Regions from separate parts of the Homo sapiens genome. Here region 2 is linked to region 1. The links are chromatin contacts, found by Hi-C or POLR2A ChIA-PET in ENCODE. All regions are on one chromosome and are shown on one strand. Each heading gives the region's core, a stretch centred on a gene start or an enhancer-like site at or near the end of the contact. The rest is flanking DNA. Distances are from core to core; before and after follow the strand shown. Region 1 overlaps ADK (adenosine kinase). Region 2 overlaps ADK (adenosine kinase).

Evidence for each region. A loop is a pair of places that touch in the nucleus more often than their neighbours do. ChIA-PET counts read pairs that join two places held with the same protein, here RNA polymerase II (POLR2A). Pooled maps may share reads with other maps.
Region 2: a pooled map shows a loop between it and region 1 (3-fold over the local background). The contact joins two enhancer-like sites. A Hi-C loop is called at or near these places in 5 of 50 pooled maps. POLR2A ChIA-PET finds 5 or more read pairs at or near these places in 2 of 52 experiments (Panc1 and activated naive CD4-positive, alpha-beta T cell).

The regions. Positions count from the first base shown.
Region 1 is chr10:74,582,317-74,588,376 of GRCh38, reverse strand. The region is part of intron 7 of ADK (adenosine kinase); the gene reads right to left. Among named protein-coding and RNA genes, the nearest start is that of ADK-AS1, 56 kb to the right of the region's middle. RefSeq lists an enhancer at 2,684-2,853. Within about 2 kb of position 2,781, at least 13 of the 41 ENCODE cell types and tissues checked have a DNase peak (open chromatin) inside an H3K27ac peak, as active enhancers do.
Region 2 is chr10:74,381,235-74,387,294 of GRCh38, reverse strand. All of the region lies in intron 4 of ADK (adenosine kinase), which reads right to left. Among named protein-coding and RNA genes, the nearest start is that of ADK-AS1, 150 kb to the left of the region's middle. RefSeq lists an enhancer at 2,607-2,686. Within about 2 kb of position 2,399, at least 2 of the 41 ENCODE cell types and tissues checked have a DNase peak (open chromatin) inside an H3K27ac peak, as active enhancers do.

The DNA.
Region 1 (6,060 bases), core at 1,532-4,031:
CCAAGAACAATGTATAAACCTTAATTGGTTTATACAAACCAGCTATAAAAGACATTTTTGGGACAAGGGGAGAAATTTGAATCTGAAATGAAAATTAGGTAATATTAGGAATTATCAGTTTGATTTTAAAAGTCCTTAATTCTTAAGATGAATCCTGAGGTATTTAGAAATGAAATGTCATGATATATGTAATTTATTTTAGAATACTGCAGAAAAAAATTAAAATGAAGCAAAAGTGGCAAAATGTTAACAAGTGTTAAATCTAGATGTATGTGCTATGTAGGGGTCCAATGTCTCCTTTTTTGTTTGAAATTTTTTATAATAAACAGTCCAAAAATCCTCTTTAATATAAGATGACAGGGTAAAAACAGTTGAGCATTAAAAATATGTATGGTTAAAAAATTTTAATATGCAAAGTTCTTCTAGATTTTAAATATCTTAAGGACACAATCTAATGATTATTATATACCCTAAGGCTCTTATAACAGGTTACTAAATGACAAAAATACATATGTGTAATCAAATCCTTTCCCTTTCTTCACTCTTTGTGCTTATACTTTAATTTTAGGACAGATAGAAAAGGGAGGCAATATTACTTTTCAACTCTACTTCCCTCTTGAAAATGAAAAAAAAAAAAAACTGCAGACAACTGTCAAGAGTCTCTACATCTTAACTCACATTCTTCCAAAATTATCTTTGCCAAGAGATATTAATAGAAGGATGGGATTTGAGCCTGAGTAGTGAGCAGATCCAACTCAACTAAAACGACTGTAGCATCAAGCCATGTAAGGCAGAAAGTACAGTCAGTGTCTTCAGCAGAAATTTGGGAAAACATTGGGAAAAAAATACATGTATGCACCTATGGTCCAATGTACTAATAACATATAGGTTAGAGAACCATTTTGAGGATTTAGAAAGGTCAAAATGTATGATTACAGCTAAACACTGAAGTCAACAGGAAGTGTTAAGTTGAAAGTACAACTCCTTACGCTATTTACTAGAGAAACATAAGCCTGACCAAGTTACCCTTAGTTCATGTAGACAAAAATAAGCAAATAAATATTGATCTTGACAACTGGTCAATTTGTGCAAGCAAGGTTAGAACTTTGTACATCACATAGTCAGTAACATTTGCTGGCGGTGATATCAAGGAATAGGAAAAGGTTCAAAAGCTATTGATGTAGTGCTTCCCAAGCTGTCACTCTGAACCAAGCAAATTCTTATATGAAAAAGACAACAAAAAAGCTATACTAGAACCACTTATTTATATGGAACTTCATCAGAGACATGAGAGAACCCCAGGGGACTGTAAGACAAAGTTCAAAGGAAGAATGTGTAGGACTAAAATTGCACTAAGCCATAAATGCTCAAAATTCACATACAGTAAAATTTTTTTAATGTCCAGTTTTGCTCAAATATAAGAAATTAACTGTAAAAAATTTATGTGTGTGTATATGTATATATATGTGTATATAAATATGTGTGTGTGTATATATATACATATATATTTTTTTTTTTTTTTGAGACAGAGCTTTGCTCTTGTAGCCCTGGCTGGAGTGCAGTGGTGCGATCTCAGCTCATTGCAACCTCCGCCTCCTGGGTTAAAGGTATTCTCCTGCCTCAGCCTCCCGAGTAGCTGGAACTACAGGTGTGTGCCACCATGCCCAGCTAATTTTGTATTTTTAGCAGAGATGGGGGTTTCACCATATTGATCAGGCTGGTCTCGAACTCCTGACCTCAGGTGATCCACCTGCCTTGGCCTTCCAAAGTTCTGGGATTACAGGTATGAGTTACTATGCCCAGCCCAAAAAAATTATTTTTAAAAATTAACTGTGATCTGTTATGGTATGGAGCTGACTAACTGCAAGAAGACACATATATAAATGTCAAATCATTATCTTTTAAGGAAACCAGGCCCTAGGACACTTCCATGTCTGTAAACTATTTCAAGCATCAACATATTTCTGACTGAGGAAAGATGTACTTAAAAAAAGTCAACTCAATTTTTTGTCTTAGTGCCCCCTCACACAGGTTTGCTGAGCTGTGCCCTATCACTAGAAAAGCTAAGCTTGTTGTTCTGTGGCTTAAAATGATCTTATCTTCTGACTTCCTCCCACCTTCCTCTGATCTTGGACTGGTGCCCCAAGTCACTCCATTAGAGAAGGCAGCTGGCTCATATCACTGCAGACTTTCCCACAGCTAACCTCTGATCTGAAGGTGTTTGTAGGTACAATGATGGAACAACATTTATTTTTCCCTGTCAGCAAAACAAACAAAACAACACGGGGGAACAGTTTGACCCAGTAAGAATTGTAAGCAGAATTTTAGTTGTCAGATTCATGACATGCAGAGGCAGAAAGAAAAGACATTAGGTCAGAAAGTAAGGAAGAAAGAATAGGCATAGTTGGTGGGCAGAAGAGCAAGACAGGTTCCAAATATCAGAGATAATTCCAAGTGAACTGATCGCACTAAATTGAAAAGGACTTTTTAGTGTGCCTTTGCAGTAAAAGTGAGAAAAGAAAACAAGCAAGTCCCCATCTGTGCTGCCCCAGGGCGCCTCGTACTGAGTTTCACAAATCTAATGAAGCAGTCAGGTTAAAATCCAACCACAGAGTGGATGTGACATGTGGAGAACAGCTCGGGTTAGAATAGAAAAGCAGGGCGGTTCCTAATGCAGGTGATTATCCGTGTGATAATCATTATATTTACAGGCTTTCCATTTTAGATCTGACATCAAAAATCACAAAGGAGGAGGGATTAAGGAAATAAACAACCGACACAGAGGCTTTCCTGCTCCCCTGAGAGTACAGCACTTTCATTCATGCATGACAAGCAACAAAAGCAAAACTAAACAGGCCAGGAAAGAGTATTTCTGAGAAGGCTGGATTTCACATTAACGCTTTTTTTCCATTTTGATAACTTTCACTATTACTCAGTTTCTCAGTCAGGTCACATTTTCAGAATCAGTTCTCATTGTTGTCTATGCTATAATACAGTATCATTTTTGGTTTACAATGAATGATACTCACATAATATGTCCTTTACAAAAACAGACCCATTTTTTCCTTCCTGGAATTGAGTGTTGTGAATAAAATGACATATAATTAAAGTCTTAGACTCTCATCTATACCACACCACTTAGGTTTTGCAGTAGGCTTGCTGCTTCAGCAACCAGGGTAAAACAACAACCAAATATAGTTTTTGAATGGAGGTTAGGGAAAAACTATGTTAATCAGATTAATGAAAACTATGGAATACTTACATTAAGAGCTATTTAAAGGGATCAGCAAGCCACTATTAAAAAGCACAATCCTCAGATTATGCAGGAAAGGAAAGAAACTCAAGTGCATGTTTGCGTATATGAAAGACAACTATGGAGGAGAAAACTTTCTCTATATTTCATCTGATAACACAAGTTCTTACTTATAAAGTAGAATTATCTATAATCAATATTAAACTAAAACCATAACTTGCCCATACTCACTGCAATTCCAATTATTTGTTACTAGTTATATAGAAACACAATGATTTCTGTATACTGACAAGCCAAGGGGGAATGGAGCCACCAGACCAGGTCTGTTTTCTTACTTTGCTTCTTCATCTCTCCATGCAACAAACATTTACCTCCTAAGTGTAGTTTTAGGCTGCTAGCATCTGTGTACATGTGTGTCATTGCTACAGCTGTTACAGGCCTTATAATGATATTAGACTTTGACTCAATAATACTATAACTCCTAAACGGAGTGGTATAGGTTAGAGATTAAGACAGGGGGGTGTCTGTCTTTCTCTACATATATGTATAAAAATCTCTGTATAATAAAAATTCATATAATTGTATATAAATTTAGAGGTATAATATTCTCCTTGAATGGCTTTAAGTGCAACATAGTACTGGTAGGAAGCAATTATAGCCAATGGAAAGAGTACAGGGTCTAGAATCAAAAGGCCTACACTAAGGTCCCAGTTTTACAAATTATTTGCTATGTAATCTTGAGCCAGTCACTCAGTACATCAATTTCTTCATCAATAACATTGGGGTTAACCATACCTATTTCGTTGCATTGTTGCTAGGAATAAATGAAATACTTTATGTGAAACTGAAATCATTTTGCCTATTGAATTCAAGTTCTTGTTAAGATCTCAGGATAAACAAATGAGTGTCAGAGCACCTAGAGTACTTTAATGATCTGTCCCATCTGTGGATTATATGTGTAGGAGGCAGTCTTCAAAATGGTTTTCAATGATCCTTGAACCTGGTATTCAAATCCTTGTACATTCTCCTCCCCTTGAATGTGCTCTAGACCTAGTGACTTGCTTTAACAAATATATGACAAAAGTGATGGTATGTTTTGTTCATCTTCTTGATCACAAGCCTTCTCTCTCTGAGCCCTCGCTCTAGGAGAAATAAGTTGCAATGTTGTGAGGACTATGGAGTGGTGCATGATCAATAACCAGTGAGGATCTGAGGGCTGTGACCGGACATGAGTGGGCTTGGAAGAAGATCCTCCCCTAGCTGAGCAGCAAGATGACTACAAACCTGGTTGACACCTTTATTAAAAGTCTTATGAGAGCCAGAGGCACCAAGCTAAGTAAGCAGTGCCTGGATTCCCTATCCCACATTTTATACATGAGGTTAACAAGAAAAACTCAGGTAATTTCACATTCAAATTATGTTAATAAAAACTTCAAAGTGGCCAGGTGCAGTGGCTCATGCCTGTAATCCCAACATTTTGGGAGGCTGAGGTGGGAGGATTGCTTGTGTCCAGGAATTTGAGACATGCCTGGGCAACATAGCAAGACAACAAAAACCAAAACTTCAAAGCAAGTGTGGTCAGCAAATCAGAGGGTAAGCAAATTCTGGAAAGAAAATTTAGATATATGCTATCTAAATGGCTTTGTATACCTGATTATGGTCAACCATTTCTTCAACACAGATTAACCGGGAGATATTATCCTTTGCATGAAATTTATTTGAAGTTTTAATTCACAATGTCTTCTGTTATTCTGAAGCAATGATTGTTTCTGACACTAAAATAAGAGTATTAAATAGTGCTAGAATCCTCAGGTGAGAAAAACAATATTGAGTCAAAGTCTCCTACCACTAGAATGTCTGCAACAGCTGTAGCAGTGACATAACTAAGTCATGCTGAAATTTAACAATAAAGAACTATCCACTGTGTATTTCTTTTCATACAATATATCACAACATAAAGACTTATACTGCTAAAGCTTCTAAATATTTTCTCATGCTGTCCTTCAAACTATGAGTTACCTTTACTTTATGTTATCTATCAAACCATTTATATACTTTCTTATGATACCACGTTAGTATTATACTATTTTAACTTATGCATTATTTCTGATAAGGAAAAACTTTAATTTGTAAATAAAGTAACTGAAGGCTGGAGAAATTTGTTGCATAAAATGTGAGTCTGGGAACCCCTTTTAAGAGAAATTTCATTCACAAAAGTATCTCTACTAGCTTTTCCAAAGAATATATCATATAACTTTTTGGAGATTTTCAACCTGTGCTCTGACATTTGTTACCATATGCTTCCCGTCTACAGAATGCTGAATAAAAATATTATTTAACATTTTATTGAGTGCCAAAAACTCTATGGGGCAATGCACAGCTATAAAGACACTCATGCCTCTATCCAATAGGTTTATAATAAAAATTAGATAAACAGTATATAAATTATACCTCAATAAACATAACTGAAAAAAATTAAGCAGCCAAAACACAGGCAAAAAAATAAAGTGCAGTTTACAAGAAACTTAACTGTTTCACAAAGTGATTAACTGACTTGTCTATTCTAGCAAGGAGAGTTGTTCATTCCCACTTTTAAGCATATTTAATCTGGTAACTAAAGAACAAATTAAGTTAGGAAAAAGTGCTTCATCAAAACGTAAGACAGACAAGCTACTTAGACTAATTTCTTTCAGAACAACCCAAGTTTTTAGTATTAAAGAACAAGAAGAAAGAGGCTAGCATAAGAAAAATGTTAGGATAGTAGCCCTATTATTGGGAATTTTATTTCCATTTTTATTTTTTATTTT
Region 2 (6,060 bases), core at 1,150-3,649, 200 kb after region 1:
TCGCACAGTATAATGCCACCAAAAGGAATGTAGTAATCTAATGTTAAAACTGAAATACCAGGCCAGGCGCAGTGGCTCACGCCTGTAATCCCAGCACTTTGGAAGGCTGAGGCAGGCGGATCACGAGGTCAGGAGTTCAAGAACAGCCTGACCAACATGGTGAAACACCGTCTCTACTAAAAATGCAATAATTACCCAGGCGTGGTGGCACATGCCTGTAATCCCAGCTACTCAGGAGGCTGAGGCAGGAGAATCGCTTGAACTCAGGAGGTGGAGGCTGCAGTGAGCCAAGATCCCGCCACTGCGCTACAGCCTGGGTGACACAGCAAGTCTCCATCTCAAAAAAAAAAAAACTGAAATATCTGGAGCTAGTGGTTCATGCTGTGTCTGATAGACGTCACTGTGTTTACCTTGAAATTTTGAAATACCCTGAAGACTCTCTGTGGGTTTGCTACAGCACCCCAAGGGGACTTAGTGCACAGATTGGGAAACAAGAATATAATATTAACAAAAACAATGAAAAACAGAAATAAAAGACTATTAGGAGTATACCGACAAAGCAACTATGTGGGAAGGAAGAGACTAATGGGAAAGGTAGATGTAGGCCAGATCAGTAAATACCACTTCAAGAAATTTAGGCAACATCCTGAGGGTAGAAAGCAACACATGAAGGTTTTCGAGCAAAGAGTATGATGATAAGAGATGACAGTTCACTAAGGTAAGGAGCCAGAAGGAAAAAATTTACAACTGAATTTAAATAAGGCCTAAATAAATGGCATATTAAACTTCATAACAAGAGTCTTTAACAACATATGGAAAGATTTCTATTAATATTAACTTTACCTTCAAGGAAGATTTCCTTTTTATTACCTAAATGCAATATTTAGGACAATATAACTGACAATGATGCCCAAGAGGCAGTCACTTCTGAAATAATGCCATATGCTTTAATTCAATTCATAATAGAATGATGAAGAATGACACCTAGGTACTAAAAGAGTTGCAAGATAAGCCAAAGATATGAAATTTTATACAGAAAACTCAATGAGGCATCTCAGAAAAACTGTAAAGCACAACTAAAAGAAATTAAATGTCAAAACTGAGAAACAGCAACAAGCAGACTGCAAAGGATGATGAGGAAATCAAAACTGAAATAGATTGATAAGGAAAATAGCATATATCACATAACTTATAGGATAGATTCTCAGATGATTACAATACCACCAAGTGAGACAGGGCAAAACACAAGATTTTCATAAATATTAAGAATCTATTCTAACTGAATAACTAGTATGTTATGCTTCTTTCCTTAAAAAACTGCTCCATTGCCCCTGCCAGCAAGCATCCTATTAATAAAAATCAATTTCTAATAATCCTGTTCTTTCCCTGAAATAGTTCTATTGTTATTTTTGTTAGTAAATATCTGTTAACATTCTCAGAACAGATTCGGGGAATATTAGGCCTAGTAGAAAAAATAAACTTTAGACTCAGATATATAAGTTCATCCAGCCATGTGATGGTAAACAAGCTACTATTTCAGAGACTATGTTTCTTGTGGAATTATTGTGATGATTGAATAGGATAATGTAAGCAAAGTGTTCAAGGCAGTGCCTATTACAGAGTACAGCTGACGATGACAACAGTGCCCTGAGACTGTGATAAAATGCAGAATTTTTAGTGTATATTCATTCAATTCATTCCACCAATATTTGTTGATCACCTATTATTTGTTGGACATTATTGTAATTAATAATGGATAAAGAAGTCTTCTCTATCTCTTTTGTAGGCTTCTTTCCTTCTCCCCATTCCTTAGCATTTCTCAGGCCTGGATTCCCAGGTTACCTACAATTCTTACCGTATATACTTTCTCTGGATATGATCTAATCTACTCTCATGGTTTCAATTATCATCTATATGCTGAGACCCCCTCATTTTTAGCTTATACTTGTTTTCAAATGACTGCTCTGAATATCCAAATACCTACTCAACCCTATTTTGCCTATTAAATTGACACACTTTTACTCCTGCCTCTATTAACACCACTTTAGTACAGGCCACCATCTACTCTCAATTAGACTACTATAAAAGTCTCTTTTAAAAAAATTTATTGAGATATATTCATATAACCATACAATTTGCCACTTTAAAATATACAATTCAGTTGTTTCCTGTTTATTCACATAGCTGTGCAACCATCACATTTTCATTATCTCAAAAAGAAACCTCTACCCATTGGATGTCATTTCCCATTCTCTCTGTCACTCCATCCTCCCAACCATGCAACCATTTGCAAAAGCTTCTTAGATCATCTCCCTGCCTTTAGTTCTGTTTTTCTCCAATCCACTGCATTTTGAGTGCTCTTCCTAAAATGTCCTTCAATCGTTACCCAAGTATCTTAAGCAAGTTCAACATAAACAACTTTATGATTGAACCATTAACTTCCTCTCCAAGTTAATCCTAAGCATTAACACTCTTGAATGCAATGTTCCAGTACACTGAATACTTCATTCTGTTTCTGTTTGTTCTTTCTAGCTTCCTACTTAGGTTTCAGGTTTCACTTACTGAGACAATGTTGTCCTAAATTCTGTTCTATATACCCATTGTTATTTATTTTTTATTTTTTTGAGACGGAGTCTTGCTCTGTCACCCAGGCTGGAGAGCAGTGGTGCGATCTTGACTCACCGCAAACCTCTGCCTTCCAGGTTCGAGCAATTCTCCTACCCCAGCCTCCTGAGTAGCTGGGATTACAGGTGCACGCCACCATGCCCAGCTAATATTTGCATTTTTAATAGAGGTGGGGTTCCACCATGTTGGCCAGGCTGGTCTTGAACTCCTGACCTCAAGTGATCCATCCACCTCGGCCTCCCAAAGTGCTGGGATTACAGGTGTGAGCAACCGTGCCCAGCCTATATGCCTGCATTTTATGTTGCCGCAACAAACTGTATCATTCCTATCATAGAATTAATTCCACTTAATTGTAATTTGCTGTTCAAGACTGTTTTCTTGGCTTTTTTAAAAGAGTTGTAGGGTGTGTTTCCAAATCTAGAAGAGTGCCTGCTACATTCTATGCAATTAAATAATTGTCAAATAAGTGAACAGGAAAGCCAGGATTGTATCTTCTTAAAACTTACAATTTAAGGGTACATAAAGCTTACATACAAGATATGTTACTATTTATTTTAAGAGATGATATATATATAATAGGAGTTGTTGCAGAACATGCAAGTAGCACCTTAGTCTTTGCAGAGTGGCCAAAGAAGATTTCCTAAGATAAATATGAGAAACTGTGTCCAAGCTGACACTTAACTATGATGGAGATCAGGACACACTACCCCCAAAATATGGCACTTGACATACTGAAAATTTTAAGCTGAAGGAATTTGAGAACAGCAGGTGCAGGAAGGACTTTCTGATTTCCTCTGAAGCAAATCATAAGACCATCCATGTGAGAGGATGTTTACTATATGCAGAAAAAAAGAACATCCTTATCTCAGAAGATGTAAGGACATGAGATGAATCTAAACAAACAGGTCTTGCTAAGGTCCCCTCAGTTTACTACTCTTAGTTCATACCCCTTTTTGTCCTATTGCCTTTCCCTTCCACTCTTCATAAAACCTAATGTAAAAACACCAGGTTTAATTGTTTCTTCAAGTCTTCATTTCCCTCTATGTTACATAAAACTTAGAATATAAATTAGTGTACTTAACTTTTGTTAATCTGTCTTTTGTTACAAGAATCTTACAGCAGAGAACTTAGAAGGAAAATATTTTTCCTCCCTCACAACTACAAATAGGAATTAGGGGATATATGAGGCTTACGTGGGATAGCTAATTTTCAGAAGAAGATGAATGGCAGAGAGGCCGAGAAAGAGAGAGAGAGAGAGAGACAGAGACAGAGACAGAGACAGACAGACTGACTACTGGAATCAGAAAACTAAAAGTTCAGTATTCCAAAAAGTCTTAGAATCAAAATGCTTATAATCTCTTACTCAAATCTGTATTCTAAAGATATAGTATTTCCTAAAGTACAGAATAAAAGTATGCTGCATATACTCTATCTAGAGGTATCATTAACAATATAACCAGTAATACAGGTTAAAGGTTCAGCATAGAATCTGGCATAAGGTTGGCAGAAAGTAAATTTTAATTATTATTATTATTATTACTGTTGTAATTATTGTAGCAGTATCACTAATACTATTGTTATTGTTACTTCTAAGTCAAATTGTTATATATCTAGAATACTAAGAAGGAGTATGAATCTTATTTTCTAAGCTTTGTTAGTCTGCTTGAAGTCCAGGGGCCCCTATCATTGCAGGGTATGTGTGAGAGGAGGGGGGGAAAATCCAATAAACATCCTGAAATTGTAAGGAAACTTTGCTGTGTTTTTCAAGAGAGGATTCACAGATTTCATTAGGTGACTAACACGGTCTAGGCCACCTACACCAAGGGGAAGTGAGGGAAGAGTGTAGGCAGAACCCAGATATAGCCAGTGAGGAAGCCTTTTTCTTTTCAAGAAAAAGAGCAAAAAGGTTACAGAACTGAGTCAAATTCATCAAATTAAACAAGAAACTCATTTAATCCAAAGCTATTTACCAAAATTTTAAAATACTGTATCTTATAATTTTAAAAAAATTGTGTTACTGAAACTTTCACTCAATTTCTTAAGATTAACAAAAATGGATTACAAAATAGCATGGATTTATCTCCAAAGGTCTCCAAAACTAGGGATAAAAAAATAACACAGCACCTGGTATGGTGTTACAATAGGTGTCAAGTTTTAATTCAATGTGACTTTCATCAGAACAAAAGAATAGGCTGTATATAAAATAAGAAAGAAAAACCACCAAGGAAGTTTATTGTGGTAAATTAAAACCAGGACAAAACGGTGAGAAAGGGCCAGGTGCGGTGGCTCACACCTGCAATCCCAGCATTTTGGGAGGCTGAGGCCGGCAGATGGCTTGAGCTCAGAAGTTCGAGACCAGCCTAGGCAATGTGGTAAAACCCCATCTCTAGAAAAAATACAAAAATTAGCCAGGCATGGTGGTGTGCACCTGTAGTTCTAGCTACTCAGGAGGCTGAGGTGAGAGGATCGCCTGAGCCTGGGAGGTAGAGGCTGCAGTGAGCCAAGATTACATCACTTGCACTCCAGCCTGAGTGACAGAGTGAGACCATGTCTCGAGAAAAGAAAAAGGAAGGTGAGGAAAGGAAGAAACCTTTAGAGAAACACCACAGTGATCTTTAGACATAAGAATGTCACTCAAATGCATCTGCCCAGAAATTCTACAAAATCCACAGAGAAGCATGCCAACTAATAACCAAAGAATAAGAAAAGAATTGAGAAAATCCTTCTCCTTTACTTTTTCTAGTATACACTTTATAAAAAGCAAAATCCCTCAAGGCAGTAAACATCTGCCCAACAACACTTAACAGCAGCAACATCAAAAACGTAAGGCAAAGGTCAAGTCAAAGTTTATTGACAATGATGAACTATGACAGCCTCTATTAAATTACCCCTTCCTTCAAGGTGTATGTGATCAAAGCAGCAAAGATATTTTCACTCAGTCACATAACAAGCCATTTGCTGAGATTGAAACATCTGGTCAATATCTCCTAACACTGCAATTTCATGCACAGTTAGCATTAGGGCACATTTCTTCTACTCTTCTTACAGGGTCCATAAGGGTGGCACATATGGCTGATCATTTCATTCAAAAAGGATTCAATTCAAGGCATTACACACAATCGTCTGTGCTTTATGGTGTTTTAAGTCTACCTGCCACAGTTTTCCATCATCATTGCTGACTGCTGTTCTCTTCCACTATAAAAGCCTGCAAATATGACAAAGCACTTAAAGCTTAACAGCTTTCCTCTACCTGAGTTAGTAAGCATTTAAGGCAAAGGAATCTATAAAGTGGCAGGTCATTTTCTATTGTCAAGAACTCCCAATACATGAAACTATTTACCATTTTATTTACCATTTAGCAAAAATCTAATACAGATTAGAAAAGTAATTTTTAATGTCAAATCAAATACTTAACTTTCTGCTTGACAGATCTAC